Regions from separate parts of the Homo sapiens genome. Here region 1 is linked to region 2. A link is a loop called in an ENCODE intact Hi-C map of the cell type or tissue named here. Cell type or tissue: Caco-2. All regions are shown on one strand. Each heading gives the region's core, and the rest is flanking DNA. Links, peaks and the distances in the headings are about the cores only.

Region 1 (5,377 bases), core at 55-5,054, 54 kb after region 2:
AACCTCCGCCTCCTGGGTTCAAATGTTTCTCCTGCCTCAGCCTCCTGAGTAATTGGGATTACAGGCACACGCCACCATACTTGGCTAATTTTTTGTATTTTTAGTAGAGAGGGGGTTTCACCATTTTGGCCAGGCTAGTCTGGAACTCCTAACCTCAAGTGATCCTCCCGCCTTGGCTCCCCAAAGTGCTGGGATTACAGGCGTGAACCACCGTGCCTGGTCAACAAACGGAAACCCTTTCTGAGGTCTGTGCCAGGCCTAAAGTGTTATCTCTCCTTGCCTGCCATCAACCCCTACGTTCCTTCCTGAACAAAGTTATTTCTTTTTCCCTCTTTCCTTCTTTAGAACAATGCCCCTGTCTATCTTTCTATTTGGATTACCCCTGTATAAAAACCAGGTGTGCTCTGAGGGTGGTCTTTTGGAGAAGGATAATCAAAACTCTCCAAGATGAGCCTACTGATGATGTCCAAGACTATGGTCTCCATATTAAGAAAAAGTCTCACTGGTTCTATCTTTTATTCTGCAGTAGCATCTCTTCCTCAAAGATGAGCCAGCCGTCATTTGAAGAGGAGGAAAGACTGGATTGGGGAAGAATCTGGGGCAAAATGAAGCCAAATTGAGAACGAGGAGAAAAGAAGATGCTAAGGCCGCAGATAAGGAGGTCTTGAGTGTTACAGCTCTTTTTGAATTTGTCTAGCATGCTTTCTGCTTTTTACTGGAAAGTGCCCCCCCCCAAAAAAATAAAAACGAATAAATAAAAAAGAAAGATTTAAAAAATAAAAGAGAAAGAAGGGCCTGGGAATTGTGGCTGCTCAGAGGACACCCAGCTCTGAGTTCAGTAGACTCTGATGAAGTGCCGCTTCTGCTTATGGTTGTCCCTTCCCATCTATCCTGGTTCTGTTTATCCTGTCTCATATCTCTCAGGATAGTCAGGGCAGCTTCCCCTGTTCTCTTGCCACTGGCTCCAACAACCTGCCTGTCACACATTCTATCTTTTGCTTCTTCAAAATATCTCTAAGATTGACTCTTCCTTTCCTCTCTCCATCAAGTTCCATCTCCCGGGCTGATCCTGCTCCTCTGCGATACGTTCTGCAGATGGTCCTGTGTGGCCCAGTCTTCCAAATGCACCTCTTCAGGGATGCCCATCCTCAGTTAGAGAAACGTGAGTGACCTCGAGGCCCTGCAGGGGGTTCTTCCTTCTGACTCGGCATACTTATTTCTCACTGCACCCGAAAGGAAACCCCTCAATGCAGTTTTTAGAGCTGTCTCCAGTCCCCAGTCTCTTCCTGACCCTGCATTCCTGCACTGGCTGAGATAAACCTTTCTCCTCCTCACTTAATCTGCCACTTAATCTGCATCCTGCCATCCATGAGAGGACTCCAACCCAGGCTGAAGTCTCCTTCTTTGCTTGCATATTAAATGAGCCTGCCATTGCTGGGCATGTCTCTATCCTCTTGCTGGTTAAAATGGTGTTGCTTTCAGCCAAAAGCCTTTGAAAACTTCACAGAGCCATGTCATCTGTCACATACATTGCAAAGAGCAAAACTGGTCAAAGTTAAAGCAAATTTAGTCATTTAGCATAGGGTTGTTTTTGAATGATCCCAGGGATGTTAGTTTTGTCCCCCCACCTCCCAATTTGCTACTGCTGCTGGGGTGTCTGTGAGCCTCTCACAGCGTGTTATTTAGGGCTGGGCTCAGGGGCGGGGGGAGACGCTCACTACACACACGCTAATTGACTTATTGAGTTAGTCATTTGGTCTTTGACAAACATTTATTTACTGCCTACAGAGAAGGCTCAAGTCGATTTTTACTTATCTTCCCAAATGGCACCAAAATTCAACAAGAGCCACCCAACACCTAGGAAAGGACTTTGACCAATGAAAGCAACTTGAGAACAGGTTTTGCTGCCTTCAGCTCACCTTGAGCAGGGGCCAAGCTCAGTGCGTTGGGAAGAGGCACAAAGAGCTCACTTGCTGCATGCTGTTTGTTCAGAAATAGCCTTCCTGAAGCATGAGTCTATTGGTGAGAACTCAGCCTTACAAAGTCAACACAAGGCTTCTGGCTGATGCTCCAGGACACTGGGCTGCTGATGCCTTCCACGCAGATCCAGAACTTCTTGTCCTCTGGGTTCACAATTTCACAGCACAGGGAGTCAGTCCTGGCTTGGCCTCTCCCTCTCACAGACCTGTGGTCAGGGTTTGTGGCCAACTGTAGGGCTTCCTTAAGGGAAGGGGTTTGTAAACCCATTTCTCTAAGTGACCTCCCTGAGCTGCAGCCTTCGGGCTGGTTCTCTCCTCTCTGCATGGCTGTAGCTCTCTGGGGCTGAACATCCCAGTAGCCAAGTGGACAAGTAGACTCTGAGAGGTGGCTATTGAGGCAGAGTAAGGGACTAGTGGGAATCTCTATTGGCAACAGAAATGCAAACGTACCTTCAGGTCAGGTTTAAAGGCCTAGTCAATGATTACATATTTTTATTATTTACCTAGTAAAAATTCCCTTGAGAGGGAGAGAGAAAGAGGAGAGAAAGAAAGAGAGAGAGAGAGAGAGAGAGAGAGAGACAGGTGCTTGATTCTCCACCTCCAAATTTTAGGGTCTATTCAGAGCTTTTGTGGCCATGTGGGGACATCTGTGATCTCTGGCTTCTGGGCTGGGCTCACTCAGAGCAGGGCAATCCAATGGTAGGCCTAAGACTTGTAGACCTTAGCCTGGGAGAGGTTCTGCTTCAAGCAGAAAATGTGGAGCCACAGAGAGGCTGCAGCTCAACAAGGTAATTCTCCCAGCCTCCAGATGACAAAGGTTGCATTTACACCTGGCCAGGAGGTTTAATCATCTACCTTTTCCAAACACAGCAGGCTAACAACCGGCTGGGCCGAAAATCATAAATTAAAAAAAAAAAATCACCAATAAGAGACAGTACAACGGGAAGGAGGAGAAAAGTGGCTCAGTGTCCTTGCTCTAGAGGAGGAACCCCTAGGTTTAACCCCTAGTGGGACCCCTGGGTGGGGAGCCATGAGTGAAGGTCCCACGTGGGAGCCTTTGATGAGAGACTGAGCCAGTGTTCCCCACGCCAGCATGAACAGCACAGTTGCCACAAATCCCATGAAAAAATGGCCCCCTGTGGGCCAGGGTTGTCTGTCTCACCATGGCTGTGGAGAAAGAAGTCTCTGCCATTAAGATCTTCCCCTGGGGGCTTGCAGGGAGGACTGTGCCATGTTACCGGTTCTTTTATGTCTTTGCTTTCTTGTTAGAGACCAGGCTGTCTTTTTGTCACCAAATCAGGCAGACTGGCGTAGCAATTACATGCTTCCACCTCATGTCAGACTACCTGTGTTCAAATCTCAGCTCCATCATTCACCTGTGGCTTCGGGCAAACAGCCTCAGCTCTCCAAGCCTTGGCTTCCCCATTTATATAATAGGGATGGTAATAGTACTTGCCTTATAGAATATCGTTGGGGTTAAATGACATAAAGTGTCATTATTATTATTTCATGGAAAAATGCAATTCAGGGGACTCAGAGATAGCTTTAGCTGTGGGTTGATGGTATCTGGGTTCGATGCATTTTAACCAGAATGATGACAGATTTATGTGTAGCAGAGACTTGGGGACGCTGGTGTCCACAGGACGGTGGTTACACATTAATTTTTCACATATGAATCTGATCACACCAAGAAAGCCACAGAACTCCATCAATGAATAGGATCTTCATAATAAAGTTTTAATGGCAAAGGCAAGATCAATCCTTTAGGTAATTAGCAATAAATAGTATTGGATGTCTATACACAAGACACTCTGGTCAGTGCAGGGGACCTAGCAGAATTGGATCCAGGCTCTCCTCTCTCAATAAATTTACCATCTTGATAGGGGGACAAGACATACATGTAATTAGCTAGATAGCAACTCAAGATAACATATGTCAAATGCCAAATGAGTTGTATTGTAGAGCAAATGTATTTGTGTCTTATCTCTTCCACTCACTCCCTGAAGACAGAAACCACATCTGTCTTGCTCATGATATGTCCTCTGCGCACATCTGCATTATTGCCGAGGCTCCCTGAATACTTACTTTGGCCCAGGCACTGTTCTCAGTGCTTCATAGGCATTAGCTCTTTTAAGCTTATCACATAGACTATGATGTAGATACTGTCATCAGCCCATTTTCAGGATGGGAAAAGTGGGTGAGAGAGAAATGCAAAAACTTGCTCAAAGGCACATGGGAACACCTGTTACCACTCTGCAGTGTCCATTGCACATACTAGTAACTTTCCCCAGCTGCCCCCTCCAGTGCCTAGTGCCGTACCTGGCACAAGGGATGGGGAAATGCATTTCTGGGGAGCCCGCCAATGTTCCAGATGCTGCTAGGCACTTAACGTGGGCCTTCTCACTTCATCTTTACAAACTCCATTGAGGTAGGGACCACGATGTTCATATGAAGGAGGAAGGGGGTTCTGAGAGGCCAAGGATGTATGCAGGGTACAGGCTGGCAAAAAATGCTTCCTGGGCCAGGCACGGTGGCTCATACCTGTAATCCTAGCACTTTGGGAGGTGGGAGGATCACTTGAGTCCAGGAGTTCGAGACCAGCCTGGCCAACATGGCAAAACCCTGTGTCTACTAAAAATACAAAAAATTAGCTGGGTGCAGTGGCACATGACTGTAATCCCAGCTACTTGAGAGGCTGAGGCAGAGAATTGCTTAAACCCAGGAGGCGGAGGTTGCAGTGAGCTGAGACTGCGCCACTGCACTCCAGCCTGGGCGATGGAGTGAGACTCTGTCTCACACACACACACAAAAAGCTTCCTGAATGATTTACAAACCAATAGACTGACTTGAACTGGGACAAGTTTGGAGCTCAGAGGACTGGGGTGGTGAAGGAAGTCTTTTCCAAGAAGCAGTGTGTCCACTGGATTATGAAGGGATTGGATTTGGGTAAGCAGGAAATGCGGGAGAGAGATGGAACTGGAGTGGGAAGGCTGCACAGGAGCCTTGGCAGTGAGCTCATGCCAGCAGCCTGGCTGGAGTAAACGATATGTGCAAACAGGCTGGAACAGTGAGAATGGTAGATCAGGGACAGATTATAAGAGGACTTGAGTGCCAAGCAAAGGAGGAGAGACCCTGAAGGAACAGAATCCACAGAAATAAGCTGGCCGTGTCTTGAATGCTTAATGCTTCTGGATCTTTAACTGGGTCCAAACATTTGATAAGCCTGGCATGGCCTTTAATTTCTTCATGCTACAATTATATTGAATTACATAACATCTTTCATCAAGGCCACTGGAAAATTACACAAAACATTTGTTCCATACAGCATGGGAAAGTTTAAACGTCTTGCAGGAAAATGCCAATGTCCTTCTTTTCCTGTACTTTTGAGTTAAAGGGAC
Region 2 (5,377 bases), core at 305-5,304:
GTCCTTCAACAGGTTACTGGTTAAACAGACTGCGGTTCATCAATACCATGAAATACCACTCAGCAATAAGAAGAAACAGAGGGTGGAGACACACAACAACTTGGATGGATCTCAAGGGTATTGGGGAAAAAAGCGAATCTCAAAATGATTCCATTCATATGATATTCTTGAAATGAAAAAATTACGGAAACAAACGACAGATTAGTATTGCCAAACATTAAGGAAGTAGTAGGGGTGGAAGGGAAGGGCAGTATGAGTTATCCTCGTAGTGATGGAACCATTCTATTCTATGTCTTCTCTGTAATGCTGTCAATATCCCTGTTGAAATACTGTGCTGTAGTTTTGCAGGATGTTATCAGTGGGAGATATACCATTTTGATTCTTGTAAAATATAGATGGAAAGGAAAAGGAACTAGAATAGCTAAAACAATCTTGAAAGAGAATAAAGTGGGAAGAATCAGTACCCAAAAAACTGGCTAGAGAGTACCCAGGATCTCTTAGCATTATTTCTTACAACTGCATGTGAGTTTACACTTATATCAAAGGTTTAATTAAAAATATTTCTCAGCCGGGTGCGGTGGCTCACGCCTGTAATCCCAGCACTCTGGGAGGCTGAGGTGGGCGGATCACTTGAGGTCAGGAGTTCGAGACCAGACTGACCAACATGGTGAAACCCTGTCTCTACTAAAAATACAAAATTAGCTGGGTGTGGTGGTGCATGCCTGTAATCCTAGCTACTCGGGGGTCTGAGGCAGAATAATTGCTTGAAGCCGGGAGGCAGAGGTTGCGGTGAGCCGAGAACGCACCATTGCACTCCAGCCTGGGCAACAAGAGCGAAACTCTATCTCAAAAAAAAAAAAATTTTTTTTTCAGATATATCAGGAATTGTAGTCAAATACCTTTAAATTATGAGCTTGTATATATTTTAGGTAGTTGCTCAAATTAATATTTAACACATCTGTTTTATTTACATACACATCTGTTTGTTTCCACATCTGTTTTATTTATCCAGTATTCTGGAATGAGCTACAGTATAAAGTAACCTACACTTTTTTGTTTTTTGAGACGGAGTTTCACTCTTGTTGTCCAGGCTGGAGTGCAATGGCGCAATCTCGGCTCACCGCAACCTCCGCCTCCCGGGTTCAAGCGATTCTCCTGCCTCAGCCTCCCGAGTAACTGGGATTATAGGCATGCGCCACCATGCCCAGCTAATGTTTTGTATTTTTAGTAGAGACGGATTTTCTCCATGTTGGTCAGGCTGGTTTCAAACTCCTGACCTCAGGTGATCCACCTGCCTTGGCCTCCCAAAGTGCTGGGATTACAGGCGTGAGCCATCGCACCTAGCCAACCTACACTTTTACTCTCACCGAAACTCCATGTGTGTCTGTCCCATTTGTTCTGTCATAAAACTTCTCATCCACTCCCTCAATCAGTGATTTATTCATTCAAACATGTTTGGTGTGCAAAGGATGAGTGAGGCTCAGTGCCATCTTGGTGTCGCACCATTAAGCCAGACCTTTCTATCCATGTTTGTGGCTCCCAGATATTGTAGAAGTGACACGCTGAAGTCTGATTTAGATTCTTTTGTGAAAACCACTTTTGGAGTGTCAGTTTTTGGGCTTTTGAAAAGCCTTCTTCAGAATTTGCAATCCAAAGAAGGTACAAAAGGCTTTCTGGTTTCTCCCAAGATGTCGCTCATTAGATCAATGGACTTTTCAAATAACATGGAAAGTGAACAAGCCCTTTCTTTTCTTCTTTAGGGTTTTGTAGACCAAATACATTAGTTAATTTTAAAAATAAGAATAAAAGTGTAAAGAACGGATAGATGGAAATTTTGTTTTTCTCTCAATTCTCCTATCAGACCCTGGGCAGAAATGGGTCTGCAACATTTGATCCCAAGAATTCTTAACCAGAAGTCCCTGGATAAGTCTGGGCACTGGCTGAAATGGCATGCCATATTTTGGGACATTCTTCTGGAGAGGGAATCCACAGCTTTCAAGGATTCCCTTGAAAGGGTCTGTAACCCAGAAAATATAAGAATACCTGTTTTAATGGCTGAAGGCTCCAGAGACGTAGAAAGAACTAGAAATATGTGGGAAGAGCCTATCCATGGCCTGATGAGGGAGCTGGCTTTCATCTTCACCCTTCCTACCGGTTCAAGGGCTGACTCAAACACCTCTTCCCTGTGAAGCTTTCTCTGATCAGCTCACCTCCTCTCAGCCAGAAGCCGTCTCTTCTCTGAGCTTCCAGAGTCTTTGCTTGCTCTTCTTTTAAGACACTTACCCGTCAGATGTAGTGACTCATGCCTGTAATCCCAGCACTTTGGGAGGCCAAAGTGGGAGGATCACTTGAGGCCAGGAGTTCGAGACCAGCCTGGACAACATAGGGAGACCCTGTCTCTACAAAATAAATAAATACATAAATAAATAAGACGCCACTTTCTATCACATGTGAAACTAGATATTGCCTCTATTCGCTGCCCCTGTACCATTATGGATTTGTTCTAAGTGGATGATCTAGACATATTTGTTGGGCGAGTGATGGTCCTTACAAGTTTGGTGGCAGCCCTTCAGAATTGGCCTGGAGATAAGAATGGTTGGTTCTTTTGCTTTTCAACAAAAAATGTAAGGCATTGGGCATTGACTGGCATTTTACATGATGTGAAATGCCCAGTGGGGAAGGTAGTCAGTCCTTCTGCAGGGACTGAATGCCTGCTCAGTGAGAAACTGTAAGCAACCTTTGCATCTTCTTTTTTTTTTTTCTTTTTTTTTGAGATGGAGTCTCGCTCTGTTGCCCAGGCTGGAATGCAGTGGCCTGGTCTCAGCTCACTGCAAGCTCCGCCTCCTGGGTTCACATTATTCTCCTGCCTCAGCCTCCCGAGTAGCTGGAACTACAGGCACCCACCACCATGCCTTGCATCTTCTAAATCCAGCTCAGCTGTGGCATTGTAAATAGCACTCTGCCTTGTCCCAGCTGTCTTATTTGTGAAATACTTAGAAAAACTCCACCAATCTCCTGACTTCACCTTTCCTTTAGGGTAAATCTATTATTTTAAGGGAGGGTGGGAGTGGAGAGAGGGACTCAAGTATTCCTTGTTCCAGTGGAATTTGTCCCAACCTCCCACAGCATTGCCTCCAGCCCATCTTGCATTCTTGGCTTTTGAAGAGGAGGGGCAACCCCCTTCTTATCTGGGATTGCCTGCTTAAACAAACTCAGTGGTGTGGAGGTATTGTCCTTTGGAAACTTGGCCTGGGACACTTTACCAAGTGTCTGCAAACATTTAGACATGGAAAACTACCCACTGTTAACCCAGAGCTCATTGTCTCTGCTCAGGGCTGCTCTTCTCTGAAAGTGGCTTGTGGTTGGGGGTGGAGGTGGTGAGAGTCGGCCCAAGGGAATCCCTCAGTTGGGGCTCTGGGCTGGGGAATTGTGCTGCTGTTTGTTTAAACAACCTGAGTGTAATTGGATTGTTTGAGATGCCCAAGATGTTTGGGAAAGTGGGGGAAGGGAGGCAGCTTGCTGGGGGAGAGAGTCACCAGCAGGGACTTTGATGGGTGGCAGGCTGGGTGGTTGTCAGCCTCCAGATTGCAAAGCCAGTGGGAAGGATGGCCCTTCCGGCTTGTCCGTGGGCACATCAGGACCTGGGTCAATAGGTCGGACCATGTAGTCTATAAAATATTAAAGCTAGTACTTGAGGGGTGGATCAGGATATGAGGAATATTTAACTTAAAATCAATTATCCCTTTTTAACCATAACAATCTAAGGATAGCACAAATGCACGGTTACATGTTTGCTTGTTATTTAGATCTGATTTTTTAAAATCCCACAAAAATAGTTGTAATGACCAACTCAGGTTTCACTAGTAAGAATGCTGGGTAGGAATTCTTAAGGAGTTGCTACATCATTCCTTGGGACAGAACAGGGGCTATCGGGGAGTATTTGACAGGCCTATGGAAAAAATAAGTCTGTGCTTTATTGTAGGGATCATACCCTTCCATTTGACCTAGGGAAAAGGGCAAAGAGTGTTAAAAAAATGAGAAGAATCTGGGAATAATAGAAGGAATCTTTGCAATGCTGGGCCTGGCCAGCACCGCCCTGTGAGATCAGACCTCACGTGAACCATGTTCTCACGTCACCTGAGGCATGCAGGTAGACTCCACAAACCAGGTGTGAATACTTATTAGGGATGCTTACCATGTAAGAAATAATTAGAAAAGGTAAAGGGCTCCTATTACGTGGCGGGCTCCCAAATTTGTAATTTTACTTAATCACTGCTGGAACCTGTGACAGAAGTTAGAAAAACAGACTGTGGCTCAGAGGGGTGAAATGAACTTGCCCAGACCACAAAGAGGGAAATGGTTCAATCTGGATTTGCATTAAGATCCTTCTGTTTTCAAAACTCTCTTTCCAATACACTATACTCATACTTCTCCCTACCCTGCAAAAAAAGAATGAAAATGCAGAATTAATCACCATGCAGGTTCAAAAACAAATAACCCTCTTTTGATATGCCAGTAGCATATCACACATAGAGGCCTTCAGCTAAATAAACAATCAATTAGGGAAAGGATAGAAATGTTAATATTGGTAAAACCTACTGATCTTCTGATTGGGAATACATTTTAGATTATTTGAGGATGGAATGCTTGTCATCTTCATTTTAAGATGGCTATCAGTTTTTGAGGTTAGCCCTTAGTTAAAATAAAGTCGTAGTCAAGTATCTTGTAACATTTAGTGGAACAATACCTGACAGGGTACATTTACCCTTTCACCTTTTTTTTTTTTTTTGAGACAGAGTTTCACTCTGTGGCCCAGGCTGGAGTACAGTGGCATGATCTGGGCTCACCGCAACCTCCACCTCCTGGGCTCAAGTGATTCTCCCAGCTCAGCCTCCCAAGTAGCTGGGAGGCACAAGCCACCACACCTAGATAATTTTTGTGGGTTTTTTTTTTCTTTGTAGAGACAGGGTTTCACCATGTTGCCCAGGCTGGTCTCAAACTCCTGGACTCAAGGGATCCATCTGCCTCAGCCTCCCAAAGTGCTGGGATTACAGGTGTGAGCCACTGTGCCTGGCCTAACCTTTCACTCTTAACATGGTTATCTCTGTAAAAGAAAAATAGCTTTGTAAAGGCGTTGTCTTTTTTTGCTTTTTTTTTTTTTTTTTTTTGAGACAGAGTCTTCCTTTGTCACCCAGGCTGGAGTGCAGTGGTGCACTAATAGCTCACTGCAGCCTGAAACTCCTGGGCTCAAGCAATCCTCCTGCCTCAGCCTCCTGAGTAGCTGGGACTACAGGTGTATGCCACCATGCCCAGCTCAAATTTTTCAACATTTATTTTTAATTTATTTGTTTTCACTGTGTTACCCAGGCTCATCTTG

What was found. A loop is a pair of places that touch in the nucleus more often than their neighbours do. Peaks named below come from ENCODE experiments on the same cell type or tissue, not always from the same donor. Only the 100,000 strongest peaks of a DNase experiment are listed, where the experiment ranks them.
Region 1: a loop joins it to region 2, with 4 times the contacts of the local background. A loop is called at or near these places in 6 of 110 quality-filtered maps.

Annotation. Positions count from the first base shown.
Region 1 is chr18:22,042,691-22,048,067 of GRCh38, forward strand. It overlaps the pseudogene RNU7-17P. Among named protein-coding and RNA genes, the nearest start is that of LINC01900, 64 kb to the left of the region's middle. In Caco-2, for the core only: no CTCF peak of the experiment used is centred there; DNase peaks (open chromatin) are centred at 1,941, 2,311 and 2,751; H3K4me3 peaks cover 1,518 bases.
Region 2 is chr18:21,987,994-21,993,370 of GRCh38, forward strand. The region is part of intron 1 of LINC01900 (long intergenic non-protein coding RNA 1900); the gene reads left to right. Among named protein-coding and RNA genes, the nearest start is that of LINC01900, 9.6 kb to the left of the region's middle. RefSeq lists an enhancer at 3,168-4,040. In Caco-2, for the core only: no CTCF peak of the experiment used is centred there; DNase peaks (open chromatin) are centred at 3,298 and 4,108.